Regions from separate parts of the Mus musculus genome. Here all the other regions are linked to region 3. A link is a contact called in ENCODE Hi-C or POLR2A ChIA-PET data. All regions are on one chromosome and are shown on one strand. Each heading gives the region's core, a stretch centred on a gene start or an enhancer-like site at or near the end of the contact. The rest is flanking DNA. Distances are from core to core; before and after follow the strand shown.

Region 1 (3,188 bases), core at 566-3,065, 120 kb after region 3:
CTTCGGGAGGAATTCCTAGCTTTCCGCAGACGCAGGGATGCTACCAGGGCCCGGCTACCAGCCTATCAGCAGTCCATCTCTTACCCTGAACAGGCTACTCTGCTATGAGCCCGCTTAGTGTGAAACTAAGAAAGGCTTATATGGATTTGCAAAGGAGTCCAAGACTTTGGCTCCAAGCTGGGGCACTGCCCCTACCTCTCTGTGTCTCGGTGGCCTGGTGGTAGGCTTGAGTGAGCTTGGTATAGAGTTGGATGTACTGACTCTTTAATTAGTCTGGGAGCTGAACAGGAATGTGTGTGTGTGTGTGTGTGTGTGTGTGTGTGTGTGTGTGTGTGTGTGTGTGTGCGTGCGCGCGCGCAAGCGCGCGTTCGAAAGTGGTGTTTATGGTGTGGGTGCAGGTTTCTTTTTTTTAAAAAACAGGTGAATAATAAATGTCTGGAAACCGTTTCTCTGTCACCTCTCTTTGTGTTTAAGAGAGATGAGGAAGTCCCTGGATATGTACAGAGAGGGTTCTGAATGGGACACATTCAACAGTCATTCAAGAAAAAAGTTGTTGAGTGCCTAGTAGAGATCTGCTGTTAGGCCAGAAGCCATGAGAAAATAGAGAAATCACTGGGATAATGCCTTTGTCCTTGGGGAGTTCTCGCTAGTCACTGAGGCCAACTACGCACTGTGATAAAGCTGTAAGCTGGTTATCACATTGGCACAAAGAGTTCAGTTTGAGTCAATATTTAGTAAATACTTAAAACATGTGGGGATTCCTGGGACACTCACAGGAGACTGCTCAGAGTTCTTTCCATGTCCCGTCCACCGCCCGGAGTTTATTTTGTAGACTGGGCACGGCAACTAAAGCCAAAGGTGCTTTTGTAATTGACCAGAAGCCACACAAGCAGGTAACAGGCAGAGCAGGTGACGGGGCAGTGAAGGAAACCCACTTTCGGGCAGAGGAACACCCTAAAGGCACAGGGGACTGAAACTTGACATTCTGTGGGTCTGAGCGGGACTTTGGGGAATAGAGAAGTCAAAGGTCAGGGTGGAACTGGCTGCTGTTCTTTTAAATATCAGGCTCAACGGGGGACTCCATAACGTGAAGAAAGAAAAACACTGGTGGGTTTTAAATGGGGAACTCCGCTAACTACAGCCTGAAAAAGTAGGTGTTCTGGACACCCCTCAACTATTGCTCTTCACTCTTAAGGGGTAGAAAAGTGCCTGCCAACTTCCTCCACTAAGCCCCCGCCTCCAACCCTCCAAGATCTAAGAAGAAATGTCAATTTATTAAATGGGAGATGGAAGGGAGAGAGAGAACTGGGTCTGAATCCCAGGTCCCAAGCCCTACCACACCCTCAAGGCCCCGGGCAAGGAGTGACCTCACTGTTCTTTTTTTTTTTTTGCCCGGGCTTGAAGTTAAATGGCAAGCAGAACCACGTGGGGGTGCTGTCCCAGCCTGTAAGCACCAGACCTATTACTCCTTACTCTATCCTGTAGGAAGGCGCTTCCTGGACCTGAATTTACAAAAGGCCGGCCTTTTTGTAATAGTAGGCTTCTCATAGAAACAGGCCTGCGATCCTGAGCTAGCTAGTCTAGGCAGAAAGTTTCCTATTAGGATACAAGTCTATGGCTGGTGAATGCAGGTTGAGGATCCCCTGGGCGGAGACCTTTTGCAGCGGCGCCAAGGACTCCGCAGGTCCTTTACGGCTCATTCCTGCCTACTGACCACCTATCTTAAGCGCTCCAGCATTCCACGCGGCGGCGCCTTTAAACCCTCTTGGCCCTTGCCCCGCCCCTGGTCCGCCCCGTCTGAGGCGGGACCCCCCAGAAAACTCCAAGCCCGGCCGGGTCTTGAGCTCCACTCGCCGCTGCAGCCCCTGTCGTGCGTGCGCTCTCATCCAGCCCTCTTGGACGGTGAGCAGGACTGAGGGACCAAGGCAGCGGGGTGGGAGTTGGGGATTATGTGTGTGGTCTGTAGAAAGCAAGAAGCCAACACTTGAGACTTGCTTCTGGGAGCGTGGGGGTTGAAGACTGGCGGACGCTGGGGTCCCAACTGGGTGCCCCGCCCCGTGCTGTCAGGTCCGGTTCCCAAGCCTTCTCTGCATTGTTCAGCAGTTAAGCAAGGCAAGTTTTACGGGTGCACAAGACGGGGCGTCCGTCCCGACCCAAGAGGTCTGGTCCCAAGCCCCAGCCGTTTGCTCCAGCGTTGAGTTCTCTTTGGGGGGAGAAGGAAGGAGGGCGTCGGACGTCCGCAGGCTGCTGAGTGGCCGCAAGAACTAGGTTCTGGCGCGCGCTCCGGTCCATGAATTTACCGCGCGCCCCTTTCACTTCCTGGTCCAGGAGCACGTGTGGGTACTGCCTGCCTTCTGTGACCCCGAGACCGCCCTTTTGCCCCCCTCCTGCTAGTTCGTTTGTCCGGGTACTCGGGGTCACAGGTCTCCGGGAGTTATTTGCACAGTAGCCTGGTCTTCTGTGAAACCCCCTTCTTCTCCTGGAGCGCCTTTGACCTCGGACATCTCCGGGCTGCAGCCCTGACTGCACTCGGATGTGCCCTGTCTGTAGGGGTTGGCTGCTATCCAAACTCTCTTACCCTAGCCTGAGACCCGCTGCCCCCTCCCGTGCCCCCTGCTGCTGGGAAAGCCGGTGGTGGCCGCGGGCGGGCGGGCGGGCTGCCCAGACCTGCGTCACCCCAGTGGCGGGAGGGCGGTGGGTGACTCATCCACATTAACGGCCCAGGCAGGGTGTGGCCGTGGGGGTGGGGGGGACGGCCGAAGGGGCTGGACCGGAAGTAGATTACCTCCTTTTTGGGCTCTGCAGGCCTACCTGTGTTCCTATCCGAGAGGTTCTGGGATACGTGGTATCTGTGGAGCAAAAGCAGCGGTGATGGCAAGTGGAGGTGCGGTGTAGGAGACCAGTGGCTGGACGGGTCTCCTTGTTCCCTAGAGCAGTAGTCAGGGATAGCTCATCTCTAAGCTTCTCCCATTTTCTCTTCCCTGTAGCTCAGGGTACACCTCAGGCTTTGGGCCAAGGTAAGGAGGGGTGAGCAAGGTGTTAACGTTCCAAAGCCGCAAATAATCTTTGTCCTTGCGATCCCCTTGCACACCCTTGGTGTCTATGCTGGTCCCCAGGGGATTGGCCCCTAGTCAGTGTTCACCCCATGGCTTTGTCCTTCGAGATTGCCAGGTGTGGGCTTTTTAAGC
Region 2 (2,754 bases), core at 138-2,637, 64 kb before region 3:
TCATGATGTTGTGATGGTGATGGTGATGATGATGATGATGACCGACTTTCAAACCGGTACCAGAAAGTCATTCAATCCACTCAACCTCCAGCTAAAGGGAGAATGCTTTCTCCCAAAGTCTCCCGGTAGCTTGCAGTTTTCACATGGCTCAACATGGCTTCTAGAGAAACAGTGTGAAGAAACCAGGCTTGGGATATATCCAGGTGACAAGGAGCAGGTCCCTTAGCCTCTTGCTAGGCAGTCTTGGGCGACCAGGGTTGGAGTTCTGACTTCCCTATAGATTCCCTATCAGTGTTTCTCTGTGGTTGCTGAATGTGGCTTCCACTGGCAGCCCCACGAATACGACTTCTGAGAAGAGGAAGTCACCGCTGGCCCGGATCTCTTTTCCTGTCTGTGCCTCAGTTTTCTCAATAGGAAGCAGTAAGCGAGGGAGCAGGGGTGAAGGGGACAAGTAGGGAATGGAGGTGAAGATCTAGACGTGTTCTAGGCCACTTCCCCCTAATGGGCACTTCCGCGCCCTGGTTTTGCAGGCTGAGCCGCCCCTTCTTCCCATCCTGGCCCCACCCTACTCTCCGCCTTTTTCACAGTTGGAGACATGGCTTTGGGAAGAGGTTTCTCTTCCTTTTTCCTACCTCCAGGCTAGCTCCACCTTCCCCAGCAAAGAGGTGTGTTACGTCCTCTCGTTGGAGACTCCAATTGGTAGAAAGCAGTTTAACGCAAAAACAAAACACCCCCATAGTTACCGTGTGCATGAAACGTATGTGCATGATCTCAGCTAATAATCGCCGTAACTCCTCGAGTGTTTACAATCTCTGTTCCGTACGTGGCGGGGGGGGGGGGGGAAGTGAGCTTGAAAGCATTGAGCTGAACAAGGATCTTCCAGCTAGGAAGTCTGGACCGCTAACCCACTTCCCTTTCGCTTTGCATTCTGACCGGGTATTAGAACAGATTTCCAGCGATCTTCCAGGACTCTGAAGCCCCTTTGGGTCCGCTTCACGTCCAGGAAACCGTGGGTCAGGCCATGCCTACATAAATCAGCAGGGTTTGCTGCCAAGACTCAGTGGCCCACATCACCCAATTGGATTCTGAGTGCGTAACCACAGTCACCCCATCATGCATCCCCAGAGGCCCTGCAAGCACCCCATTCTCCCTGGAAGGCTGGCAGGTGCAGGGCGGGGTGCCCTCTGAGCGAGGAAATGGGGGTAGAGGAGCCCAGGTGCCGCCAGTTCGCCCAGCCTGAGGCCAGAGGCGGAGCCACCATCAGGGTCGAAGTCTGGCCCAGGCGACGGCCTGGGGCGGGGCGAGGCGGGGGCGGGGCCGGGCAGCGGGGCGCGGCTGGGACTGGTCTCCCGAGCTGCGGAGGGCGGGAAGAGCGGCGGGAGGAGGGGAAGAAGGGTGGAGGGCGGGGAGTTGGCGGCTCCCGCTCGGCTGGGCTCTGCGCACCCACGCTTCACTGCTCCGCTTTCTGCCCCCCACCTGGGCATGCGCCCCCCGCGGCCCTGGCCCCCCAGAGCCCACGCCGCCCCCAGGAGTCTCCTCAGAGCCGCCTACGCAGAATGGGCGTCCCTAGCCCCACGCCGCTGAGTTCGCTCCTGCTGCTGCTGCTAATACTTGGTAAGCCAGGTGGTGGTCGCCGCGTCCCTGTCCCGGCCGGGTAGGTGCCTAACACCGTGCAGCCCACCAGCCCACCTTCCTAGCATTTCAGAGCTGGTTGCATCCCTACTTCTCCAACAGACGTGCCTCCACTGTCTCTGGGCTCGGCGTCTCGCTTCCTTTTGCGCCTGTCTGCCCAATCAGTTATGGGGAGGGTGGTGGTGTCCTCGCTCTAGGTTCCTAGCTGGGGCATATGGGCGACCTACTGAGGTATCCCCTGAGACACCATCGGGCCTCCGGAGGCAGGCACCACTTCTCATCGGTTACACCCAGCGTCTGGGGTCGTTGCTACCAAATACCGTGACAACCTTCTGCCCCACTCTCGGCTCAAGGCCTGGTTTTGGGTGTTTGCTCTGCGTGGGCAGTGCCTGGCGGTCTTCATAATTGCCTAGAGTTGGCTGGAGGCCCAGGGGCTGATTCTGACCACGATCTCTGAAAAAAGTCTCCCCAACACCCCCACCTCCCAATATAACATGTCACCATCTGAGGCTTCTTCCCTCACGTGTCTCCACCCTGGGCCAGTTCCCTCTTTGCCCTTCTTCCACGCTCCCAGATATTTGCCTGGTTGTCAGACTCAGTTGGTCCCAACATCCCTGCCTCAGGAGAAACCAGGCTCCATGGAAACTGAACCTGGGATCTCTAAGCACCCAGTGTCTGTCCTGGTGGGTGTTTATGATGGTGTGTTTTCTGGGCCAACCTTGCGTCATGTCTGGTGTGTGTGTGTGAGTGTGAGTGTGTGTGTGTTGAGGCCTGTGGAGGTTGCTAACATTACCATGTTTGGGGTCTGACTTGGAGGGCTCCCTGTAGGAGGTGTTCTGGGAAAGATATGGCATGGAGCAGTTGCCAGGAGACTGAAGCCCTTGAAAGGAACGTGTGTGTGTGTGTGTGTGTGTGTGTGTGTGTGTGTGTGTGTTATGCATATGGAGAAGATACTATAGTGGGGCACCCCAACCTCCTTCTCTGGTTTATACCAGAACTGCGCAGTGTTGTACAGAATGGTTCCTTGGGCTTCTTGGGGCCAGGATGAAAACTCCTTTGGGAACAAGGCGGGAGGCAGAGTGATGTAGGGAGTTGAAGGAGCTGTGGGGCTTGGTTGCCTAG
Region 3 (3,163 bases), core at 260-2,759:
ATCCTGGGCTAGACAGGCCTACTTTCAATTCCAGTTCTGCTACTAGTTGGCTATGTTTTATTTATTCTCCATAAATCCTGATTTTGCTCATTGATACAGATAGGGATATCTACTTTACATTAAAAAGTAGTTAGTATGTCTGACAACTGGGAATAAGTCCTTAACAAATAACAATTATGATAATTTAGGCCACGTATACTGTGATAACACAGTATCATTCAAATAACTCTTGACAGGCTCGACTTCTAAGATCAAGCCAGACAGTCTGTGTCAGTTACCATGTGCCTGCAACTGTAATGCAAGGAAGTACAAAGAAATACATACTTTCTACTCTCAAGAACCCTACAATTTAGTTATAAGGTTATTTGAATGGTAATGTGTTATCACAGTATATTATGGGCAATGCATAGTAAAAAACCAATAGAGGTAGTTATTAATCTACACCATGTAATTACATCAAAGCACAGACATACCAGACTATGACTAGAGGTTAATACGGCTCACTCAAAGGATAAATGTGAAGTGTAGGATGAGAGATGTCTAGGCCGAATGGAGCCACTTCTATGGTAATCTAGAAGACATTCCCTAGGGGCAGGCTCAGTTTGTAAGATCAAGGCAGTCTGCGTCAGTTACCATGCGTCTGAGACTGTAATACATTACAAGAAAGTACAAAGAAATAAAGAAATACTTTCTACTCTCACGAACAATTTACTTGAAACTGAAAACATTGTAAAATAAAGTATGAAGTTCTTGGCCCGGCGTGGTGGCGCACGCCTTTAATCCCACCACTTGGGAGGCAGAGGCAGGCGAATTTCTGAGTTCGAGGCCAGCCTGGTCTACAGAGTGAGTTCCAAGACAGCCAGGACTATACAGAGAAATCCTGTCTCGAAAAACCAGAAAAAAAAAAAAAAAAGAGTATGAAGTTTTAAAAAGTCAATTATAAGTGCAGTAAGAAATCAGGAAAAGAATGAAAGAGTTGGAGTCTTTGGCAAGAAACTAATAGTGGTAGGGTGAACGGAGTGGGTTGACGGCCGATTTTGACCTAGTTGAAGAGTTCTTGAAAAGAACGGAGTTGACAGTACTCCAGGGGAGACAATCTAGACGTATTTCGGTAGGAGGAACCTTCTTATCAGGGTAAAAAGACTATTTTATTTTAGGCTTATTCTTTCCATCTGTATTTCCCACTCTCAGTCCTCCAAGCCAGTTGGGCGGGATGTAAGTAGCAGCAGGTAGCAGCTCACTGTGTTCAGCGTCCTCCTCCGTAGATCTGAGCTGGGAACGCGGAAGCTCTGGTTACTAAAAACAAAGTTCACCCAGGTCCCAGGTCCACGACATCTCAGCCACTCCGGGATTTCCGGACAGCGGAAGCGTCGCCAATAAGGGACCGGAAATCCCGCCTTCGCCGGAGGAAGCTGCGGACGCTAGACAGCCAATCCCGAGGAAGGCAATCGTTCCGCGGAGACAGCTGAGAGCCCGCGCGGGGCTGGAGGCCGGAAGTACCGTGGGGGCGGGACTTGGGGTGCCGGAAGTGATCATTCCTCGGTTCTTCCTGTCGGTGCTGTAGCAGAGGAGATGCTCCCGGCGGCTGAGAGGCGTCAGCCCGAGGACGGTTAGCGAGAGGGGCGCAGTGTGGACCCGGGGCCGGGCCGGGCCGGGCGGGTGGCCCGCACTCGGACCATGAGCTACCCCATGCACTGGGGGGAATGGATCCTGAACTTTCGGGTGCCGCCCGCCGGGGTGTTCGGCGTGGCCTTCCTGGCCCGGGTCGCCCTGGTTTTCTACGGTGTCTTCCAGGACCGGACTCTGCTGGTGAGGTACACCGACATAGACTACCACGTGTTCACGGACGCCGCGCGCTTCGTCACGGAAGGGCGCTCCCCGTACCTGCGGGCGACCTACCGCTACACCCCGCTCCTGAGCTGGCTCCTCACCCCCAACGTCTACCTCAGCGAACTCTTCGGCAAGTTTCTCTTCATCAGCTGCGATCTCCTCACCGCCTTCCTCCTGTACCGCCTGCTGCTGCTCAAGGGGCTGGGGCGCCGCCAAGCCTGTGGCTACTGCGTCTTCTGGCTTCTCAACCCTTTGCCCATGGCGGTGTCCAGCCGGGGCAACGCGGACTCCATCGTCGCCTCCCTGGTTCTCTCGACCCTGTACTTCATAGAGAAACGGCTCATCGCGTGCGCCGCGGTGTTCTATGGCTTCGCGGTGCACATGAAGATGTACCCGGTGACCTACATCCTCCCCATAGCGCTCCATCTGCGGCCCGAGCGCGACGATGACGAGCGTCTCCGGCAAGCCCGGTTCTCTTTCCAGGCTCGTTTGTACGACTTCCTGAGGAGGCTGTGTAGCTGGGCAGTGCTGCTTTTCGTAGCAGTTGCAGGGCTCACGTTTGTTGCCCTGAGCTTCGGTTTTTACTATAAGTACGGTTGGGAGTTTTTGGAGCACACCTACTTTTATCACCTAACTAGGAGGGATATCCGCCATAATTTCTCTCCGTACTTCTATATGCTGTATTTGACTGCCGAGAGCAAGTGGAGTTTTACTCTGGGGATTGCGGCGTTCCTGCCACAGTTCATCTTGCTGTCAGCCGCATCTTTCGCCTACTACAGAGACCTTGTCTTCTGCTGTTTCCTTCATACGTCCATTTTTGTGACTTTTAACAAAGTCTGCACCTCTCAGTACTTTCTTTGGTATCTCTGCCTTCTGCCTCTGGTGATGCCACTGGTGAGGATGCCTTGGAAAAGAGCCGTAGTCCTCTTACTGTTCTGGTTCATAGGACAGGCCTTATGGCTGGCTCCTGCATATGTTCTAGAGTTTCAAGGAAAGAACACCTTCCTGTTTATTTGGTTAGCCGGTTTGTTCTTCCTTCTGATCAACTGTTCCATACTGATTCAGATTATTTCCCATTACAAGGAGGACCGCCTAACGGAGAGAATCAAATACGACTAATGTGTTCTGGATCTTCTGCAACATTCTGATTTTGCCGTATGGACTAGGAGGCTTTGGAATTTTTCTCCTCCCTGAACATTCTAAGCACTCTAGTGAAAGTTCCTTTGTTCCAATAGAAATTAAAACCAGTGTTGGCCTTATATATAAAGGGGGCCCAAGAACTGAGGTCCATGGTCCATCCTTTAGAAGTCTTAGGGCTCATTTGCTTGATGAG

What was found. Hi-C counts contacts between places; a loop is a spot of excess contacts on that map. ChIA-PET counts read pairs that join two places held with the same protein, here RNA polymerase II (POLR2A).
Region 1: POLR2A ChIA-PET joins it to region 3 with 31 read pairs in Patski. The contact joins the promoter of Tagln2 here to the promoter of Pigm in region 3. POLR2A ChIA-PET finds 5 or more read pairs at or near these places in 3 of 5 experiments (Patski and embryonic stem cell).
Region 2: POLR2A ChIA-PET joins it to region 3 with 13 read pairs in Patski. The contact joins the promoter of Igsf8 here to the promoter of Pigm in region 3. A Hi-C loop is called at or near these places in 8 of 37 maps with a recorded cell type or tissue (Patski, adrenal gland, left cerebral cortex and 1 more). POLR2A ChIA-PET finds 5 or more read pairs at or near these places in 2 of 5 experiments (Patski and embryonic stem cell).

Annotation. Positions count from the first base shown.
Region 1 is chr1:172,498,431-172,501,618 of GRCm38, forward strand. Tagln2 (transgelin 2) reads left to right here and starts at 1,816. Exons shown (of 5, transcript NM_178598.2): 1 at 1,816-1,902. Igsf9 (immunoglobulin superfamily, member 9) reads left to right here. Exons shown (of 21, transcript NM_001145800.1): 21 at 1-447. The coding sequence ends at 108.
Region 2 is chr1:172,310,980-172,313,733 of GRCm38, forward strand. It overlaps Igsf8 (immunoglobulin superfamily, member 8), which reads left to right and starts at 1,388. Exons shown (of 7, transcript NM_080419.2): 1 at 1,388-1,614. The coding sequence starts at 1,557.
Region 3 is chr1:172,375,022-172,378,184 of GRCm38, forward strand. Pigm (phosphatidylinositol glycan anchor biosynthesis, class M) reads left to right here and starts at 1,510. Exons shown (of 1, transcript NM_026234.4): 1 at 1,510-3,163. The coding sequence starts at 1,678. The coding sequence ends at 2,949.